2 separate regions of the Homo sapiens genome follow, and region 1 is linked to region 2. The links are chromatin loops, found by intact Hi-C in ENCODE. Cell type or tissue: HepG2. All regions are shown on one strand. Links, peaks and the distances in the headings refer to the core of each region. The heading gives the core; the rest is flanking DNA. Region 1 overlaps ASIP (agouti signaling protein). Region 2 overlaps ITCH (itchy E3 ubiquitin protein ligase).

The links. Peaks named below come from ENCODE experiments on the same cell type or tissue, not always from the same donor. Only the 100,000 strongest peaks of a DNase experiment are listed, where the experiment ranks them.
Region 1: a loop joins it to region 2, with 4 times the contacts of the local background. A loop is called at or near these places in 2 of 110 quality-filtered maps.

What each region holds. Positions count from the first base shown.
Region 1 is chr20:34,251,818-34,262,428 of GRCh38, forward strand. ASIP (agouti signaling protein) reads left to right here. Exons shown (of 4, transcript NM_001672.3): 2 at 8,548-8,717. The coding sequence starts at 8,558. It also overlaps a transcript of AHCY not described here. Among named protein-coding and RNA genes, the nearest start is that of ASIP, 16 kb to the left of the region's middle. RefSeq lists an enhancer at 4,072-4,251. In HepG2, for the core only: a CTCF peak has its summit at 3,962 (motif pointing right); DNase peaks (open chromatin) are centred at 3,294 and 3,964.
Region 2 is chr20:34,467,477-34,478,087 of GRCh38, forward strand. ITCH (itchy E3 ubiquitin protein ligase) reads left to right here. Exons shown (of 25, transcript NM_031483.7): 15 at 2,572-2,644; 16 at 3,968-4,039; 17 at 10,296-10,384. It also overlaps the pseudogene FDX1P1. Among named protein-coding and RNA genes, the nearest start is that of MIR644A, 6.5 kb to the left of the region's middle. RefSeq lists a silencer at 5,874-5,963 and an enhancer at 6,612-7,556. In HepG2, for the core only: a CTCF peak has its summit at 5,989 (motif pointing left); a DNase peak (open chromatin) is centred at 5,985.

The sequences.
Region 1 (10,611 bases), core at 2,969-5,468, 220 kb before region 2:
TGTGAGATTAGAGAGATGATGGCTGTCTATGAAGAAATAGGCCCTCACTAGATATCGAATCTGCCTGCACCTTGATCTTGGACTTCCCAGCCTCCAGAACCATGAGAAATAAATTTCCGTTGTTTAGAAACCACCCAGTCTATGATATTTTGTTATAGTCACCTAAACAGACTAAGACAGGATTCATAGAATTAAGGATAGAAGGTAGATTCTTTCATTCATATAACAAATTTTTGTCAAGTTTCCACTCTGTGCCTCAGACTCTATAGTGAGTCATATAGTCCTATCCTCTTATGAAGGGGGCCTGCCCCTCCACACCTGTGGGTATTTCTCATCAGGTGGGACGAGAGACTGAGAAAAGAAATAAGACACAGAGACAAAGTATAGAGAAAGAACAGTGGGCCCAGGAGACCGGTGCTCAGTATACAGAGGACCCGCACTGGTGCCAGTCTCTGAGTTCCCTCAGTATTTATTGATTATTATTTTTACTATTTTAGTGAGGGGAGTGTAGCAGGGCAACAGGTGGGGAGAAGGTCAGCAGGGAAACATGTGAGCAAAGGAATTAGTATCATGAGTAAGTTCAAGGAAAGGTACTGTGCCTGGATGTGCACGTAGGCTAGATTTATGTTTTTCTTTACCCAAACATCTCAGTGTAGCAAAGAGTAACAGAGCAGTATTGTTGTCAGTATATCTCCCCTCTAGCCACAGGGCGGTTTTCTCCTATTTTCTCCTATCTTAGAATAAAATGAATGGGAATGGTCGGCTGTACACTGAGACATTCCATTCCCAGGGAGGAGCAGGAGACAGATGCCTTCCTCTTATCTCAACTGCAAAGAGGCCTCCCTCTTTCACTACTCCCCCTCAGCACAGACCCTTTATGGGTGTCGGGTTGGGGGATGGTAAGGTCTTTCCTTTCCCACGAGGCCATATCTCAGGCTGTCTCAGTGGGGGGAAACCTTGGACAATACCCAGGCTTTCTTGGGCAGAGGTCCCTGCGGACATTGTGTCCAGTGCATTGTGTCCCTGGTTAATCGAGAATGGAGAATGGCGATGACTTTTACCAGGCATACTGCCTGCAAACATGTTAACAAGGCACATCCTGCACAGCCCTAAATCCATTAAACTTTGATTCAATACAGCACATGTTTCTGTGAGCACAGGGTTGGGACTAAAGTTACAGGTTAACAGCATCTCAAAGCAGAAACAATTTTTCTTAGTACAGATCAAAATGGAGTTTTTTATGTCTTCCTTTTCTACATAGACACAGTAACAACCTGATCTCTCTTTCTTTTTTTTTTATTTTTTTTTTAGACGAAGTCTCGCTCTGTTGCCCAGGCTGGAGTGCAGTGGCTCACTCAGCTCACTGCAAGCTCTGCCTCTTGGGTTCACACCATTCTCCTGCCTCAGCCTCCCGAGTAGCTGGGACTACAGGTGTCTGCCACCACGCCCGCCTAATTTTTTTGTATTTTTAGTAGAGACGGGGTTTCACCATGTTAGCCAGGATGGTCTTGATCTCCTGACCTCATGATCCGCCTGCCTCAGCCTCCCAAAGTGCTGGGATTACGGGCGTGAGCCACCGCGCCCAGCCTGATCTCTCTTTCTTTTCCCTACGCTCTTATTTTTATTTTATTTTATTTATTTATTTATTTATTTATTTATTTATTTATTTTTTAGAGACAGAGTCTTGCTCCGTTGCCCAGGCCGGAGTGCAATGGCACAATCTCAGCTCACTGCAACCTCCGCCTCCCGGTTCAAGCGATTCTTCTGCTTCAGCCTCCCAAGTAGCTGGGATTATAGGCATGCACCACCAAGCCTGGCTAATTTTTGTATTTTTAGTAGAGACGGGTTTCACCATGTTGGCCATGCTGGTCTCAAACTCCTGGCCTCAAGTGATGCACCCACCTCAGCTTCCCAAAGTGCTGGGCTTATAGGCGTGAGTGCCGGGCCCTTAAAACTGAGAAAGCTGAGACCTAGGTGGACCTAGGGTCAGGCAGCCATTTAAATGACAGGTTCATCCAAGTGATCTGACTCGTGTGTCTGGATCCTTCTTTTTATCCACCATGCTGAAGAGAAACTCATCTTAAGTCCTAAATACAGATGATGAATTTAAAAGGAGAACTGTCATCAGAGATATCACACATCAAATAACAGTCTTCATCATTGCAGAGTGGAAAGACAGTTGAGAAACCCAGTTACACAGCTACTCATTGCTGTCAGCATTATTGTCCTGTTTTTTTGTTTTGTTTTGTTTCGTTTTTTTTTTGAGACAGAGTCTTACTCTGTCACCCAGCCTGCAGTGCAGTGGCACAATCTTTGCTCACTGCAACCTCTGCCTCCTGGATTCAAGTGATGCTTCTACCTCAGCCTCCCAAGTAGTTGGGATTACAGGCATGCGCCACCACACCCAGCTAATTTTTGTATTTTTAGTAGAGACGAGCTATCACCATGTTGGTCAGGCTGGTCTCGAACTCCTGACCTCAGGTGATCCACCTGCCTTGGCCTCCCAAAGTGCTGGGATTATAGGCGTGAGCCACAGGGCCCGGCCTAGCATTATTGTCCTGTATTAATAGCAGGGAGTGTGTTTCTCTAATGAGTAATAACAGCAACAAGGTCTGTACAGATCCAAAAACGTTTACCTGTAATTGCAAAATCCCAACACCCTGAAAAGTATAAGGTTTTGTTCCCCCTTTGGCAACTCATTTGGCAGCAAAATCTGAACTTACCTGAAGACATTTGGCAACAAAACCCGTCCCGAATTGATGTGAATCAATTCATAGTCTGTATTCATCCTGCCTATTATGAAGATCCATGCCTTTTTGCTATAGAAGCATTAATATTTTCATTATAGGGTTCTCCCAGACCCCTTATATGTGGTTTAACATAATATATGGATGATACTATTTTTCTAACGTTCACAAAGTTCTGAATTCTAAAAAACATCTGACCCCAAGAATCCTAATACAACTAAACATTATGGACCTGTATTACATTTAGAATATACATATCCCTCCAGAATTGAGGTAAGGAATACTGGTCTTTAACTTTCTCCCTATTATACCCAAATAAGATTTACTCCACTGAGACTTTACCAATCCAAGACTCAGTCCAACTGTATGGTTCTACCAGGAGAACTGTTTTGCCGGGGGTTGGTCTGTTTGTCTTAAACTAACCCCTAGGATTCACTTTTCCTGAGTTAGGCTGGGGATTTGACCTGGTGAGATCTCCTGCCTACCCATTGTGCAGTGAATAGTGTTTACATTAGGCTTATGGCTGCTCTGATGGTGAACTGAGCTTGTACCTACATTATGAAGTGTTCAGAGCAAGTGATCACTGTGGACTTTGGCCAGTCCATGGACATCCAGTCCCATGGATATTGGCCTCTGGTCATGAGCTGTCCCACTACCCCTTGGATTTGTGAATATTGAACTGGACTGTTGATTCAGCCCCCTCGTTCTCAATCCTGTTCCTGGGTCTAACTTAATCTTCCCCAAACTCCTGCCACCTTTTTCTTTCTTCCTTTCTTTTCTTTTTTGGTATGATCACAGCTCACTGGAGCCTCAACCTCCCAGGTTCAAGCAATCCTCCCTCCCACCTCACCCTCCCAAGAGGCTGGGACCACAGGTGTGTACTATCACACCTGTGGGTGGCAAGCCACGCAGGTGCCAAGGCAAGAGACCGAGGGCACAAGCTGCTCCAGTATAATAAAGAAAATATATAGAATAAGAATAGTTATACTAGAAATAGATTATAGATGTGATTATATATGAATATCATTAATCATTAGTTTGTAGCATTACTCTTTATTCCAATATTATAATAATCTTTGTTCTACAATTATAACCTAGGAAAAACCAGGCCATACAGAGATAGGAGCTGAAGGGACACGGTGAGCAAGTGACCAGAAGACAAGAGTGTGAGCCCTCTGTTACGCCCGGACAGGGCCACTAGAGGGCTTCCTGGTCTAGCAGTAATGCCAGCACCTGGGAAGGCACCCATTACCTAGTGGACCTTGGTCTAGTGGTAGCATCAGTGCTCGGGAAGGCACCGGTTACTTAGCAGACCGAGAAAGGGAGTCTCCCTTTCCCCGGGGGAGTTAGAGAAGACTCTGCTCCACCACCTCTTGTGGAAGGCCTGACATCAGTCAGGCCCACCCGCAGCCTCCAGAGGCCTGACCATCTCCCTGTGATGCTGTGCTTCAGCGGTCACGCTCCTGGTCCGCTTTCATGTTCCACCCCGTACACCTGGCTCCGCCTTCTAGAGAGTGGTAGCAGAATTAGTAAAAGTACTAAAGTCTTTGAAATGCATAGAAGAAATAATGGCATAAACTGTCCTCTCTCTCCGCCTCGGCTGCCAAACAGGGAAGGGCCTCCTGTCTGGTGGACACGTGACTTGTGTAACCTTATCTATCACTGGAGATGGCTCACACTCCTTACCCTGCCCCCTTGTCTTGTATCCAATAAATAACAGCACAGCCAGGCATTCGGGGCCATTACTGGTCTCTGTGCCTTGGTGGTAGTGGTCCCCCGGACCCAGCTGTATTTTATTCTGTCTCTTTGTCTTGTGTCTTTATTTCTACGATCTCTCGTCTCCACACATGAGGAGAAAAAACCCACAGACCCAGTAGGGCTGGACCCGATAACACCCGGCTAATTTTTTAAAAATTTTTTGTAGAGATGAGGTCTCTCTATGTTGCCAGGCTGGTCTCAAATTCCTAAGATCAAGGAATCCTCCTCCTGTGGCTTCCTCCAGTGCTGGGATTATAGGCGTGAGCCACCATGCCTGGCCTCTTTTTCTAGCTCAGATTTTCCGGCCACTCTCACTTCTTTGTAGAAATTCCCATTACAGTTTTTGGCCCATGAGTATATTATTTATGGTAAGGAAAACCCAAAGACACAAAATAACTACACGTACCGCCTCCTAATTTATAACATGCCTCTTGTAACTTGCCTTAATCGAGCTCATTTGTTTTTGTTTTTGAGATAGAGTCTCACTGTGTTGCCCAGGCTGGGTAACAGTGCAGTGGTACAATCACAGCTCACTGTAGCCTCAACTTCCTGGGGTCAGGTGATTCTCCCACCTCAGCCACCCGAGTAGCTGGGAACACAGTCTTGTGCCGCCACTCCCTGCTAAGAGCCTTTTGTTAATCAGAGCTTCCCACCACATTCCACCACATCTCCATCCTTTACTTTCCTTGTTTTTTAAAGTTGAATTTCTTTCTTTCTTTTTCTTTCTTTCTCTCTCTCTTTCTTTCTCTTTTTTTTTTTTGTTTTTTGTTTTTTGTTTTTTGAGACAGTTTCCCTCTTTCACCCAGGCTGGAGTGAAGTGGTACGATCTCAGCTCACTGCAACTTCCTCCCCCTGGGTTCAGGCGATTCTCCTGCCTCAGCCTCCTGAGTAGGTGGATTTATAGGCATCTACTCAGGAGGCCACCACCTGGTTAATTTTTGTATTTTTAGTAGAAACGGGGTTTCACCATGTTGGCCAGGTCGAACTCCTGACCCCAAGTGATCCATTCGCTTCAGCCTCCCAAAGTGCTGGGATTATAGGCGTGAGCCACCAGCCCAGCCGGGTTGAATTTATTTCTAATTTGCCTTCCTAATTAATACCCATTAAAGCTAGATGCTGTTATTTGAAAAATGGTCTTTTTAGCAACAATCAGAAGCTAAAAATTAAAAACAATATTGCTTTTGGAAGAGATCAATGATACAGAATAAAAATTTTAAATATATATTTAATTTTATGTAACTAAAATATTATCTAGTTTACAAATATTTCATATTTCTATTCCAAATGTTACTGTATTGAATCTTTATGAATTCTAGACAGCATGATATAATAATAAGTTTCAAAACATTATGATAACTATTCATGATGTAATTTTTCCTCTGCCTCCACAATCCAAGTTTACCAGTCCTAGCTCTTGTCTCATTAGGACCCAGTCCTGTACTAAAACAAATCTGAAGTCTGATAAATTAATGAGAAATATTATTGGCACATTAGCCTTTTAATAAAGGTCATCAATATCTTTTCCTGAAGAAATAGTTGGGCTGGGTGCGGTGGCTCACACCTGTAACCCCAGCACTTTGGGAAGCCAAGGCAGGCAGATCACTTGAGGTCAGGAGTTTGAGATCAGCTTGGCCAACATGGTGAAACCTTGTCTCTACAAAAAATACAAAAATTAGCTGGGCGTGGTGGCAAGCACCTGTAGTCCCAGCTACTCAGGAGGCTGAGGCAGGAGAATTGCTTGAATCCGGGAGGCAGAGGTTGCAGTAAGCCAAGATCGCACCACTGCACTCCATCCTGGGCAACAGAGTGAGATTCCATCTTAAAAAAAAAAAGAGAGAAAGAAAGAAAAGAAATAGTTAAGTGCTCCATCGGTTAGTAGATATTGATGGAGCAAACATGATGTTCTTATTCCAATCCATCATGATTCTTACAATCTAGACGGAGTTGGCAAACTTTTTCTGTAAAAGGCCAGATAATAAATATTTTATGCTTTGTGGAACACATAGGGTCTCCGTTGGATATTCTTTTTTTTTTTTTAATAGAATCATTTAAAAATGTAAAAACCATTCTTATCTCCAGACTGGATAAATGCCATATGAAATGTGAGAAGGGCAAATAAGTACTGTAGTCACTCATTTGGGCTTTGATGACCATTAACAAATGATAAGTAAATAAATGTTTGTATAGCAAGCTAAGCACTGCGATCAGTGGGAAAGGACAAGCATCATATGGGGACCAGGAAGTAGCCAAGCTTGGATGGAATTTATTACTTCCTGTGAGAAAATATAAAGCTGGAAATCATGGTGGAGAGCCCCTGTCATTGAGGAGTTAATATCTTAGAAGGGGGATGCCATATATATATATATATACATACTATATATATATATTATATATATTATAAAATATATATAGTATATATATACTATATATAATATATGATATATATAATATATATAGTATATATATAGTGTATATATAATATATGATATATATAATACTATATATAGTATTATATATATAGTGTATATATAATATATGATATATATAATACTATATATATAGTATTATATATATAGTGTATATATATATACACACATACACACAAATGAACAAATATGGCTGAGTGGTGGCTCACTTTGGGAGGCTTAGGTGGGAGGATCACTTGAGCCCAGGAGTTCAAGACCAACCTGGGTAATAGAGTGAGCCTTCATCCCTACAAAAAAAAATTTTTTTTTAAATTAGCCAGGTGTGTTTGCACATGCCTGTAGTGCCAGCTACTCAGGAGGATGAGGTGGGAGGATGGCTTGAGCCTGGGAGGTTGAGACTGCAGTGGCCCAAGATTGTGCCACTGCACTCCAGCCTGGGTGACAGTGAGACTCTGTCTCAAAACAAACAATGACAACAGAAAAAAACTATATGAGCTTGAGTTAGAAAATATAGGCCAGGTGCAGTGGCAGTGGCTGGCGGATCACTTGAGGACAAGAGTTCGAGACCAGCCTGGCCAACATGGTGAAATCCCGTCTTTACTAAAAATACAAAAATTAGCCAGGTGTGGTGGTGGGCACCTGTAATCCCAGCTACTCTGGAGGCTGAGGCACGAGAATCTCTTGAACCTGGGAGGAGGAGGTTGCAGTGAGCCAAGATCGTGCCACTGCACTCCAGCCTAGCTGACAGAGCAAGACTCTGTCTCAAAAAAAATAAAAAGAGTTAGAAAATATAAAATGCTTAGTCTGGCCAATGTGGTAAAATCCTGTCTCTACAAAAAATACAAAAATTAGCCTGGCATAGTGATGGGCACCTGTAGCCCTAGCTACTGGGGCAGGAGACTGAGGCAGGAGAATCACTTGTACCTGGGAGGTGGAGGTTGCAGTGAGCCGAGATTATGCCACTGCACTCTAGCCTGGGCAACAAGAGAGAGACTCCATCTAAAAAAAAAAAAATCCAGCTAGCAAATAAATAAATACATAAATCCAGGGGGCCTATGTCAACAGCTCCATCCTCCTGACACAAACTATACCTGCATTCGTTCTCTCTGGGTTTGGGAATCTAGGATATGAGCCAACATATATGCTTGTCTGAAGGGGCCACTTACCTCTTCATCTTTCTCACTGAGACTTAATTTATTAGCCTTATTCTGTACATCTTAATAAAATCTCTGCTACTGTGAGGCCCTACTGGGGGCCTTTCAACAACTCTGCCCAGGCCTGGGGTCTCCTGGGGCCACAGACATTAAAAAAACACACAGAAGCAGCCAACACACCACCCTCTGGACAGCAGAGACCAGTGCAATGCATTGCTTTTTCTCTTTGCTCCAATCTCCTTCTGTTCCTTGTCTTTCTCTCTTCCTCTTCCCATCTCTCTTCTCTCTTCTTCCCTCATCAATTCCCCTTCCCCATCCTAAGCCTTGCTAATCCTCCAGCTCCACCAGGACACTTGCCTAACAGGGTCACAACACCAGCCCAAAGAAGCACAAAGAAAGCAGGAAGGCCTCTTACCATTACCCCTGACCCACCCACCTGACCACCTTCTCTGTCCCACTCAGGCCTCCTGGGATGGATGTCACCCGCTTACTCCTGGCCACCCTGCTGGTCTTCCTCTGCTTCTTCACTGCCAACAGCCACCTGCCACCTGAGGAGAAGCTCCGAGATGACAGGAGCCTGAGAAGCAACTCCTCTGTGAACCTACTGGATGTCCCTTCTGTCTCTATTGTGGGTAAGTCACCTAGCCTCTGGGCTCTGGCCCAGGAGAGGGGCTGCAGGAGATCAAGCATGCTTCCCAGGGTGCTACCAGGATCCACCGCCATGGTCACGGCTCCTTCTTGCTCGTTCCAGGAAATAATCCTGGGAGAATAAGGTGGCCCTTGACTCATTTGGTTTGGGAAAGCTCTGCATGCCACCAGTCTAATAAGCAGCTTAGCATATGGTAGAGGCTCTGAAAGGCCTGAAGTTAAGACACTTGGTGAACTTTGTTTAATTTAGCATTTCTGAAACTTAATGAATCACAGAACTCCTGTCAACAGTAACAAACTTCAGGAAATGCTCCAGAACATATGCAAGTCTGGGATGGACCAGTCCTGTCATGTCAGGGTTGGGAATGAAGGCTCAGGGGAAAATATGAGGGGCACTGGAGCCTGGCATTGGAGATCTGGTTTGACTTCACCTGATAATAATCATAGACATACTGTGTGGTAGGCACTGTGAGGTGAGTATGGTCTTTATTCATATTTCACAGTTGAGGAACTTGAGGCTTAGGAGAATTAAGTAACTAGCACGGATCACACAGTTTTTAACTGGCAAAGCCAGAATTCAAAATCAGGTACTTAACTCCAGAACCTAAGCTCAAAACTAATATCTCTTACTACCTCGGCTTTTGCTAGGAAACGAGGATATTTGAGGCTGGGTGAGGTGGCTCACACCTGTAATCCCAGCACTTTGGGAAGCTGGAGGCATGAGGATTGTTTGAGCCTAGGAGTTCAAGACCAGACTGAGCGACATAGGGAGACCCCGTCTCTACAGAAAAATTTAAAAACTAGCAAGGCACGTGGCATGCACCTGTAATCCCAGCACTTTCGTAGGCTGAGGCGGGCAGATCTCTTGAGCTCAGGTGTTCAAGACCAGCCTGGTCAACAGGGTGAAACCCCGTCCCTATTAAAAATACAAAAATTAACCAGGCATGGTAGCATGCGCCTGTAGTCCTAGCTACTTGGGAGGCTGAGGCAGGAGGATCACTTGAGCCCAGGAGTTTGAGCCTACAATGAGCCATGATTGTGCCACTGCACTCCAGCCTGAGTGACAGAGTGAGATCCTGTCTCAAAAACAAACAAACAAAAACTAGCCGGGAATGGTGGTGCATGCCTATGGTTCCAGCTATTTGGGAGGCTGAGGCAGGAGGATTGCTTGAGCCCAGGAGGTCGACGCTGCAGTGAGCTATGATCACACCATTGCACTCCAGCCTGGGTGACAGACAGACCCTGACTCAAAAAAGAAATTTTTTAATAAATAAATAATCGGCCAGGCGCGGTGGCTCACACCTCTAATCCCAGCGCTTTGGGAGGCCAAGGTGGGCAGATCACCTGAGGTCAAGAGTTTGAGACCAGCCTGGCCAACATGGCAAAACCCCATCTCTACTAAAAATACAAAAATTAGCCAGGTGTGGTGGTACATGCCTGTAATCCCAGCTACTTGGGAGGCTGAGACAGGAAAATCACTTGAACCCAGGAGGCAGAAGTCACAGTGAGCCGAGATCGCACCACTGTACTCCAGCCTGGGCAACAGAGTGAGACTCTGTCTCAAAAGAAAAAAAAAAGAAGAAGAAGAAAGAAAGAGGATATTCTACACATATCAGACAGGGAAGGGAGGAACATCAACATTTATTGATCTTCAGTGTAACAGACTTTTCACTTTATAAACAGACTTCATTTATCCTCAAGACAATACTGCAAGGCAGATATTATGGAACCTTTTTTGCAGATGAAAAAACTGAGTCTCATGGAGGATAAGTAAGTTACCCACAGCCACATAGTCATTATATTGGCAGAGTCAGGATTCAAATCAGGTCCTCCTGGCTCCAGAGCTCTCAGGAATGGAAAATAGGAAACACAGGTGCA
Region 2 (10,611 bases), core at 4,967-7,466:
CGCGCCACTGTACTTGAGCCTGGGTGGCAGAGTGTGACCCTGTCTCAAAAAAAAAAAAAAAGAAAAAAAAGATTTCTCATGAAGAAAATTCTGGCCTAGATGGTGTCACTGGTAAGGTTCATCAAACTTATAAGTTATAAATTAATCAGTCCTATTCAAATTCATTCATAAAATACAAGTGATGGAAATGTTTTCTTTTTCATTTTTTTTTTTTTTTTTTTTTTTTGAGACGGAGTTTCACTCTTGTTGCCCAGGCTGGAGTGCAATAGCCCAATCTCGGCTCACCGCAACCTCGGCCTCCCTGGTTCAAGCAATTCTCCTGCCTCAGCCTCCTGATTAGCTGGGATTATAGGCATGCGCCACCATGCCTGGCTAATTTTGTATTTTTAGTAGAGATGAGGTTTCAGGCCACTGCATTCCACCCTGGGTGACAGAGTGACATTCCATGTCAAAACAAACAAAATTGGTTAAAGGAGAAAAATCATACGATAATTTCAGGAAAAGCTTGTGACATAATACAATGCAAATTTATGAGAAACTCTCAGCTACCTTGGAAACTTTTTTTTTTTTTTTTTTGAGACGGAGTCTCACTTTGTCGCCCAGGCTGGAGTGCAGTGGCACAATCTCAGCTCACTGCAAGCTCTGCCTCCCGGGTTCACGCCATTCTCTTGCCTTAGCCTCCTGAGTAGCTGGGACTACAGACGCCCGCCACCACACCTGGCTAATTTTTTGTATTTTTAGTAGAGACGGGGTTTCACTGTGTTAGCCAGGATGTTCTCAATCTCCTGACCTCATGATCCACCTGCCTTGGCCTCCCAAAGTGCTGGGATTACAGGCGTGAGCTGCTGCGCCCTGCCGGAAACATTTTTATTGGAAAAAAAAAATGTAACAAAAGCTTACAGCCAACATCACAATTAATGATGAAATACCGTAGAACATCAAGAGTAAGACAAGGATATCTACTGTCATTACTTCATTCAACATTGTGTCAGTATTCCTACCCAGTGCAGTGAGATGAGAAAAAGAAATACAGGCCGGGCATGGTGGCTCACGCCTGTAATCCCAGCACTTTGGGAGGCCCAGGCAGGCAGATCACTTGAGGCCAGGAGTTTGAGACCAGCCTGGCCAACATGGCTAAACCCCGTCTCTACTAAAAATACAAAAATTAGTCAGTCATGGTGGTGGGCACCTGTAATCCCAGCTACTCAGGAGGCGGAGGCAGGAGAATCGCTTGAACCTCTGGGTCAGAGGTTACAGTGAGCAGAGATTGCGCCACTGCACTCCAGCCTGGGAGACAGAGCAAGACTCCATCTCAAAAAAAAAAAGAAAGAAAAGAAAAGAAATATAAGATGTATAAATTGGAAAGGAAGAAGTAAAACTGTCTCTTTTCCCCTCACACAAATAACGTTTGTATACAGAAAATCATGAAGAATCTAGAAAAAATTACTAGAACTAGTAAGTGAATTTAACAGCGTAACAGAATATAAAGTCAATGTACAAAATCAGTTGTATTTCTACACTGATATACATTGAATTTTTAAGAGGGAGATAATGCAGTGGTATTAAGTCCAAGGCTAGCTGAGAAACCCCATGGTGTCATAGTGATCTAAAATTCTTCTGTCTTTTCTACCATCCTAGAGTATGGTCTCATTCTTCAAAGTGACCTCATGGTCTGTGACAGCTGCTGAAACTTAAGCTATCAGGGTCACACTCCAGGCTGGAATTTGGAGGAAGGGCAAATTATAAACACACACACACACACACACACACACACTCACACACTTTTTAGCTATTTTAGCTGTCTTTTAGAAAATCCTTCCTTTTTTTTTTTAGACGGAGTCTAGCTTTGTCACCCTTGCTGGAGTGCAGTGGTGCAATCTCAGCTCACTGCAGCCTTGACCTCTGAGGTTCAAGTGATTCTCCTGCCTCAGCCTCCCAAGTAGATGGGATTAGAGGCACCTGCCACCACACCCGGCTAATTTTTATAATTTTTAGTAGAGACAGAGTTTCAACATGTTGGTCAGGCTGGTCTCAAACTCCTGACCTCAGATGATCCACCCGCCTCAGCCTCCCAAAGTGCTGGGATTTATAGGTGTGAACCACTGCACCTGGCCAAAAAGATCCTTCTTGAACGTTTCATATGCCACTTTCACTTAGAGACTTAAGTCACATGGCCATATAGAGAAATGTAGTCTTTATTATATGTAGCATTCTACTTAGTTAAATAGCAAGGGTTTTACTTAAAGATAAAGGAGGGAATTGATGTTGGGATAGACAGCATTCTCAGATAGAAACCCCTTTACTTAGCCCTCTTAGATTTGGCAGCATAGAAAAGAAAATCCCACAACAGTAGTTTCAACAAAATCAAAGTTTTTTGTTTGTTTTTTCTGTTACTTAAAAGTATTCTTGGGGAAATATCTCTCAAAAAGCAAAGAATGGTTTTGTTAGGAATATGCTATATTTTTGAATTTGGTTAGTAAGTGCTGAGAGAGGGTGGGATATTTTGCTTTCCTTCAGCATTATCTTTTACAAGCAGCTATATATGTCCTGTTAACCCTTGTTCTTCCTCAGAGACAATGGACCTCAGATAGCCTATGTTCGGGACTTCAAAGCAAAGGTTCAGTATTTCCGGTTCTGGTGTCAGGTTAGTATTGGAACTGTATCTCTGTACTGCCTTAACTTTGTTGTGTTGCTTTATATTACACAGTGATTGTGAAAATACTTAACTCACAGAAAAACAGGTAAAATGGGAAGCATTAGAATCTCTTTCATCTATTTTTAGAGCAAATAAATAGATTTATCAATTAGATCATTTGTGACTTTGGTTATTCAGAAAATTAAACCTCATGTAATCCCAGCACTTGGGGAGGCCGAGGTGGGCAGATCACTTGAGCTCAGGAGTTCAGGACCAGTCTGGGCAACATATTGAGGCCTTACCTCTGTAAATATATATATATATATATTTCTTTTTTTTAAAGAAGAAAATTAAACTTGAAACCATCTGAATAAGCAAACATTGTCACTTTTTCCTCAGTAGCCATTACTTTCAGATTGCAGGAATCTTCAAATGTAAGTAAAAGCATTTTCTGATATAATTTTAACCAGCTACTTTATTTTTATGTGTTATTTTTTCTGAGACAGGATCTCACTCTGTCACCCAGGCTGGAGTGCAGTGGTGCCATCATGGCTTACTGCAGCCTTGACCTCCTGGGCTCAAGTGATCCTCTTGCCTCAGCCTTCTCGCTAGCTGACACTACAGATGCACTTCACCACACCTGGCTAATTTTTAGTAGAGACAGGGTCCCCTTATGTTGCCCAGGCTGGTTTTGAACTCCTGGATTCAAATGATCCTCCTGCCTCATCTTCCCCAAGTGCTGGGATTACAGGCATAAACCAGCATGCCCGGACACCAGCCATTTTTATATCTATCGTTTGATATAACTGACTTTGATAGATAAATACATGTTCATACATACATGAACATGTCCATACATAGATGTTATATTCAGTGTTTTTTTCAGATGTGATCAACTATTTCTTATGTATAGATATTTACTGGAATTAATGATTTTTTATGGGTTCTAAATCAAATGAATGCCCTAGTCAAAGTTACTGTGATGAATATTTTTACACTTGAAACTCTTGTAATTAACTGGACCCATGGAAGCAAGAAGAATCTGGATTAACTGTTGGAAAATAAGATTAAGTAAAGATTTATTTGACACATTATTAAGTAAGCAGTGTGCATATGAGATCAATCTTGTGGTTCTTCTGTTTGCATATATTAATCTGTAATTAGCATGAATACTCACAGATGCATTGGTAAACATTATTGAATATAAATTTATATTCATAGTCTACTTGTTTCTGTAAGGAAAGATAAAAGTAAATAAAACTTTCCCCTTTTGATTTTTTTGATAGGCTATTTTAATGATGAGAGTTGACTTAAGTCATTCTTCTATTTCAGCAACTGGCCATGCCACAGCACATAAAGATTACAGTGACAAGAAAAACATTGTTTGAGGATTCCTTTCAACAGGTACTGTTTCATTCTCTCAATAATTTCCCCCCTGGCTGCTAGCTTAGGACCCGCTTTTGGTGCTGTCAGTTTAATCTGAATGGTTTGGAACTTCTTGAGTTGAAGTCCTTGAATTTTTCAAGTGCGATCTCATTGCCAGCCACCTTAGGGCTTAAGGGGTGTGTGTGTGTGTGTGTGTGTGTGTGTGTGTGTGTGTGTGTTTCAGGTTTCCATTTCTAAACTGGTATGATTTGAAATAAATGCATAGGTAAGATAATAGGTTTGTGTGTGTGTGTGTGTGTTTCAGGTTTCCATTTCTAAACTGGTATGATTTGAAATAAATGCATAGGTAAGATAATAGGTTTTTGGTAGCCAAAGGTCTGGAAATACCCATATGAACATTATCAGATTGTAGAAAGGAGAGGGGAAGACTTGTTTTAACACTTCAGTATTACTTGGATTTTTACAATAAGCGTATGTTACTCTTAACAGGAAAAAAAGTGGTCATTGGTGACAGTATCTAAAAAAAGATATATATGAGTTTTCAGAAGTAGTCAGCAGATTTTTTCACTTGTCTTCAGAACTTGAGTTAATTTACTCGCTGGGCACGGTGGCTCATGCCTGTAATCCCAGCACTTTGGGAGGCTGAGGCGGGTACATCACCTGAGGTCAGGAGTTTGAGACCAGCCTGGCCAAGATGGTGAAACCTTGTCTCTATTAAAAATATAAAAATTAGCTGGGCCTGGTGGCTGATGCCTGTAATCCTGTAAAGCTACTCAGGAGAGTCACCTGAACCTGGGAGGTGGAGGTTGCAGTGACCCGAGATCGTGCCATTGCATTCCAGCCTGGGCAATAAGAGCAAAACTCCATCTCAATTTAAAAAAAAAAAAAAAAAAAAAAAAACTTGAGTTAGTCTACTATTCGCCTTTATCTTGCAGATATTACTAATAACCTACTGCAACTAAATGTTAAAATGATTGTGTTATGTAGAAGATTAAAATAACTAGTGAAAAAATGTCTTAAAATGAAAACATCTGGTTAGTCCTTGTTTTATAGCCAGATGTGGAAGTGATTATTTTCAAGCACCAGTGGTATTGTAGCAACTACAGCTTCAAGAAGTACGGAATTGAATGCAAAGGGAAAAGAGGTTGAGACAGTTGGTGGTAGCTGGCTACTTGCTTTCAGAATCAGTTTTTTTCATTTCCTAATGGAACGTCAGTTATTGACATTAAAGGAAAAAGCCAGTTGGCATCCTGCTATGTAGGAGCAGAAAACTTTTTAGTGGGAAGTGGAGCTTTACTGAGGCCATTTAGAGAATTATGAGTCATCCCCTTGATCTGATGTAAGTGTCACAGGCCATTCCCCACCCTAGTCCTTGCCCATTTCTAATTTTATGTTCATAACCACCCTTTTATCACTCTGTTGGACGAGTTTCTTGAAGCAACTTGCTTACCTCTTACCAGTCCTGGAAAGATGCAAAACATGATTAAACTGTTCCTTTATCTTTTGACTTTGAAACCTAAAGTCTTTTGCAAAATAACTGACTAGATGGTTCTAAAACAGTTTTTAAAGCTGTCACCCTAGATTTGACATCCATCAAATAACTGGTTAATAAAAATATAAGAGAACAATTTGATTGCTTAAAGGTAACAAAACTAATTGCAAAATTAGCATCAGATTTTCTTTGGATAGTTGTTGGATAAAATTGCTCTGGGATAGTGTTTCTTCTGTTAACACAGCACAACTGGTTATGGGGGAAAGTACAGGAGAAAACAATTTTTTTTCCTTCATATTAGACATTTGTTAAAAGGAATTTTTTTTTAACTTTTATGGATTTATTTATAGTAAAGATAAGGATACAAATGTCTTCCACACATATGTGGTAATCTGTGGTGCTCGCCACTCCCTCCCTCCTGGGACTGACACACTGCAGCCCACGCTGCTCACCCTGGAGCCCCATCCTTGCATGAGAGAATGGCGCCACCTGGGGCTGTGCGACCTGTCAGCCTGCTCATTCCCTTCTCCAGCTCAGGACAGAGAAACACAATTCATTCATAAGGTTTCCATTCTGTTATAGGCAGAGATTTAGAAATCAGCATTGTTTTTCAAAGAGTACAAAGTTAAACCATTCTGCTTAGAAAAGAATAAACCCATCCAATCATTTTTCCTCTAGTTGAGTCAAAACAGAGATCAAACTTCTTTGATAGTGTTATGTCTGTGTTCAGACTTAGACTTCAGAATCAAAATTTTGAAATATTTATGAGGTTAATAACTATCTTTGAAGTTAAGCAGTTTACTGAGCAATTAAATATTTTTGTCCATACACATTCAGATTTAACTACTGCTATAAATTGTCGTAATTTCTCCAGTTTCAGTCTGAACATAATAGCTTATAGTAATAAGACACAGGTTCTAGTACAGATTTTCCAATTAGTGGTATGGCCCTAAACAAGCCAGGTTAGATCTCTGCCTTCACCTACATCAAACAGGAATAATAATATATTTCCTTAACCTATCTTCTAGGTAAACAGATGAGATTATATGAAAACATTTTGCTAAAGTCGCTAAACAAACATAAGAAAAAATATGTAAGGTTTTTCTATCACATTAACTATTTTTTAATATCTGACTGACATTTTTGTAATATAACCAAAATAAAAATTGCATACTTTCTTTTTTTTTTCTTTTATTGATCATTCTTGGGTGTTTCTCGCAGAGGGGGATTTGGCAGGGTCATAGGACAATAGTGGAGGGAAGGTCAGCAGATAAACAAGTGAACAAAGGTCCCTAGTTCTCCTAGGCAGAGGACCCTGCGGCCTTCCGCAGTGTTTGTGTCCCTGGGTACTTGAGATTAGGGAGTGGTGATGACTCTTAACGAGCATGCTGTCTTCAAGCATCTGTTTAACAAAGCACATCTTGCACCGCCCTTAATCCATTTAACCATGAGTGGACGCAGCACATGTTTCAGAGAGCACAGGGTTGGGGGTAAGGTCACAGATCAACAGGATCCCAAGGCAGAAGAATTATTCTTAGTACAGAACAAAATGAAAAGTCTCCCATGTATACTTCTTTCTGCACAGACACGGCAACCATCCGATTTCTCAATCCTTTACCCACCCTTCCCCGCTTTCTATTCCACAAAACCGCCATTGTCATCATGGCCCGTTCTCAATGAGCTGTTGGGTACACCTCCCAGACGGGGTGGTGGCCTGGCAGAGGGGCTCCTCACTTCCCAGTAGGGGCGGCCGGGCAGAGGCACCCCGCACCTCCAGGACAGGGCGGCTGGCCGGGCGGGGGGGCTGACCCCCCCACCTCCCTCCCGGACAGGGTGGCTGCCGGGTGGAGACGCTCCTCACTTCCCAGACGGGGCGGCTGCCGGGCGGAGGGGCTCCTCACTTCTCAGACGGGGCGGTTGCCAGGCAGAGGGTCTCCTCACTTCTCAGACGGGGTGGCTGGGCAGAGATGCTCCTCACCTCCCAGACGGGGTCGCGGCTGGGCAGAGGCGCTCCTCACATCCCAGACGGGGCGGCGGGGCAGAGGCGCTCCCCACATCCCAGACCATGGGCGGCCGGGCAGAGACGCTCCTCACTTCCTAGATGTGATGGCGGCCGGGAAGAGGCGCTCCTCACTCCTAGATGGGATGGCGGCCGGGCAGAGACGCTCCTCACTTTCCAGACTGGGCAGCCAGGCAGAGGGGCTCCTCACATCCCAGACGATGGGCGGCCAGGCAGAGATGCTCCTCACTTCCCAGACGTGGTGGCGGCCGGGCAGAGGCTGCAATCTCGGCACTTTGGGAGGCCAAGGCAGGCGGCTGGGAGGTGGAGGTTGTAGCTAGCCGAGATCACGCCACTGCACTCCAGCCTGGGCACCATTGAGCACTGAGTGAACGAGACTCCGTCTGCAATCCCGGCACCTCGGGAGGCCAAGGCTGGCGGATCACTCGCGGTTAGGAGCTGGAGACCGGCCCGGCCAACACATCGAAATCCCGTCTCCACCAAAAAAATACGAAAACCAGTCAGGCGTGGCGGCGCGTGCCTGCAATCGTAGGCACTGGGCAGGCTGAGGCAGGAGAATCAGGCAGGGAGGTTGCAGTGAGCCGAGATGGCAGCAGTACAGTCCAGCTTCGGCTCGGCATCAGAGGGAGACCGTGGAAAGAGAGGGAGAGCGAGACCGTGGGGAGAGGGAGACGGGAGAGGCAGAGGCAGGGGCAGGGGCAGGGGCAGGGGCAGGGGCAGGCAGAGGCAGGCAGAGGCAGAGGCAGAGCTGCATACTTTCAAGAATGACAAAATTTAGTAGTTATACAAGGTGAATTAAAATAGTAAAGCTAGTCATAATACAGAATCCACTCATCCATGTACTCATTTTATCACTTAAATAATAATTATAAAAATAGGTAAAATTCCATGAAAATATTCCTATTTGTTCTAGTTCAGGAGGTCTTGCCCACATCAATGGATTGTCTGGCATCAGCCACTGTTTCAGGCACTCGAACAGTCATATTGTCCATAGATTTTGTCAAACAGATTTGGCAGCCCAACTGTGATCTGTTAGTCCATATGCCAGATCGAGCATGTGATTCTCCTCATCAGTGATTGCATCTAACTTCTCATATATGTGATCTTCAAAGATGAGATGACAGGTTAAACAAGCCAGAGTTCCCTCACATGCACCAAAGCCATCAATATCTGGATTATTTTCAACCACAACGTCTAGCAGAGAATCACCAACTTTTCCTTTGGTTGTTAATGTTTCACCATCACAGTTTATAAAGTGGACTGTCACTTTATCTTCTGAGCTGCTCCGCGCCCCTGCCGACACGCTCAGCGGCCGGCTCGCCTCCGCGCTCCGGCCCGGTCCCCGGCTCCTCAGCAGGCCGCTGGCTCCAGCGCGGGACCCGGCGTGGTGCAGCCACCGGCCGGCCGGGTCGCCGAGGACCGCAGAAGCGGCGCGCAGCAGCCGGGCGCCCCCAGCGGCAGCCATCGCCCGCGGTCGGGAACTCAAAAGGAATTATTTAAAGATAGTTTTAACCTTGTGACATTTCTCATTTGCGTTGCTGTATACCTAGCCTATACTATTTGTAGAATACTTGGCATAAACGTACATATGTCATAAGCATTGAAGTTTTTTGTTACATCTGGGATTTTCTGGCTTGAGTGGGATGTGAATTCATAAATGTGATGGTTTTGTGGGGGAACTGAGAGAACTTGGCATAAACAGGTATACTTACTGATCCTCTCTGGATATTTAAGTGTGGTAATTCATTCTTATCACTCAATAAAGTATAGGCATTATATCAACTTCTCCCTTTCCATGTTCTTCTGTATTTTTTTGTAAGAGTAATTGATATATGCAGTGCTATACACACACAATTTTGGTCAAATAATTTGTTTTACGTGGCAGGAAACCAAATGACCTATTGATTGTAGCTCAGTAATGTACTGTCCTTCAAATATGAAGATGATCCTATTAACCACCTATAGTGGGACACAAAATTTGAGTAGTTTTTGTAGGTAGTTATCGGTTGCCGCTGAGAATGAGTTTCCAAAGTTAACTGGGTCTCTCTGCAGCTACTGGTTTTCATTTCTCGGTTAGCCAGTTAGCTGTTACGTGTACCTTTGGCTATGAGTCAAAACCAAACCTAATAACCAAACCACAAAAACCCCACCCAACCTCTGACCATGCCCATCTATGTTCTAAGTAATTGATACAGGCAACATTATAAGTCAATAGTAGCATCATTAAAAATAAAATCACGGCCGGGCATGATGGCTCACGTCTGTAATCCCAGCACTTTGGGAGGCCAAGGCCGGTGGATCACCTGAGGTCAGGAGTTTGAGACCAGCCTGGCCAACATGGCAAAACCCCGTCTCTACTAAAAATACAAAATTAGCCGGGCGTGGTGGCGCACACCTGTAGTTCCAGCTACTTGGGAGGCTAAGGCAAGAGAATCGCTTGAACCTGGGAGGTGGAGGTGTGGTAAGCCGAGATTGTGCCATTGCACTCCAGCCTGGGCAACGAGGGAGAGACTGTCTAAAAGTAAATAAATAAATAAAATCACGTGTATAAGGTATATAAAAATATAGATGTATATAATAAAATATTATTAAACGTTACTATAATGTATTTTCTGTATGTGTGGTTTTGACTAGACCATGAACACCTTTCTGTGTCATGGGAGATTTCAGTTACCTATAACGAAGGAGATGTCAAACCTAGAAGTGGTAGACAGTGTTTCAATAGCTTTTTTCACCAATTATTTTACTTTATTTTTTTTTAGATAATGAGCTTCAGTCCCCAAGATCTGCGAAGACGTTTGTGGGTGATTTTTCCAGGAGAAGAAGGTTTAGATTATGGAGGTGTAGCAAGGTAGTGATAATATGAATACTCAGAACTTAGTTCCTTTCCTCCAAAGGTACCATTGCACTTCGCTTGCAAGTATTATTTTCTCAATCTTATATTTTAGGAAAATGAAATATGTCAAATTATTATACCTTTATTATGCTGTAGCTACAGAATTTCAAAAAACATTTAATTCAGCACTTTCTATGTCATGTACAGCTGATTGATTTCACCCACATCACTCATTTAATCTT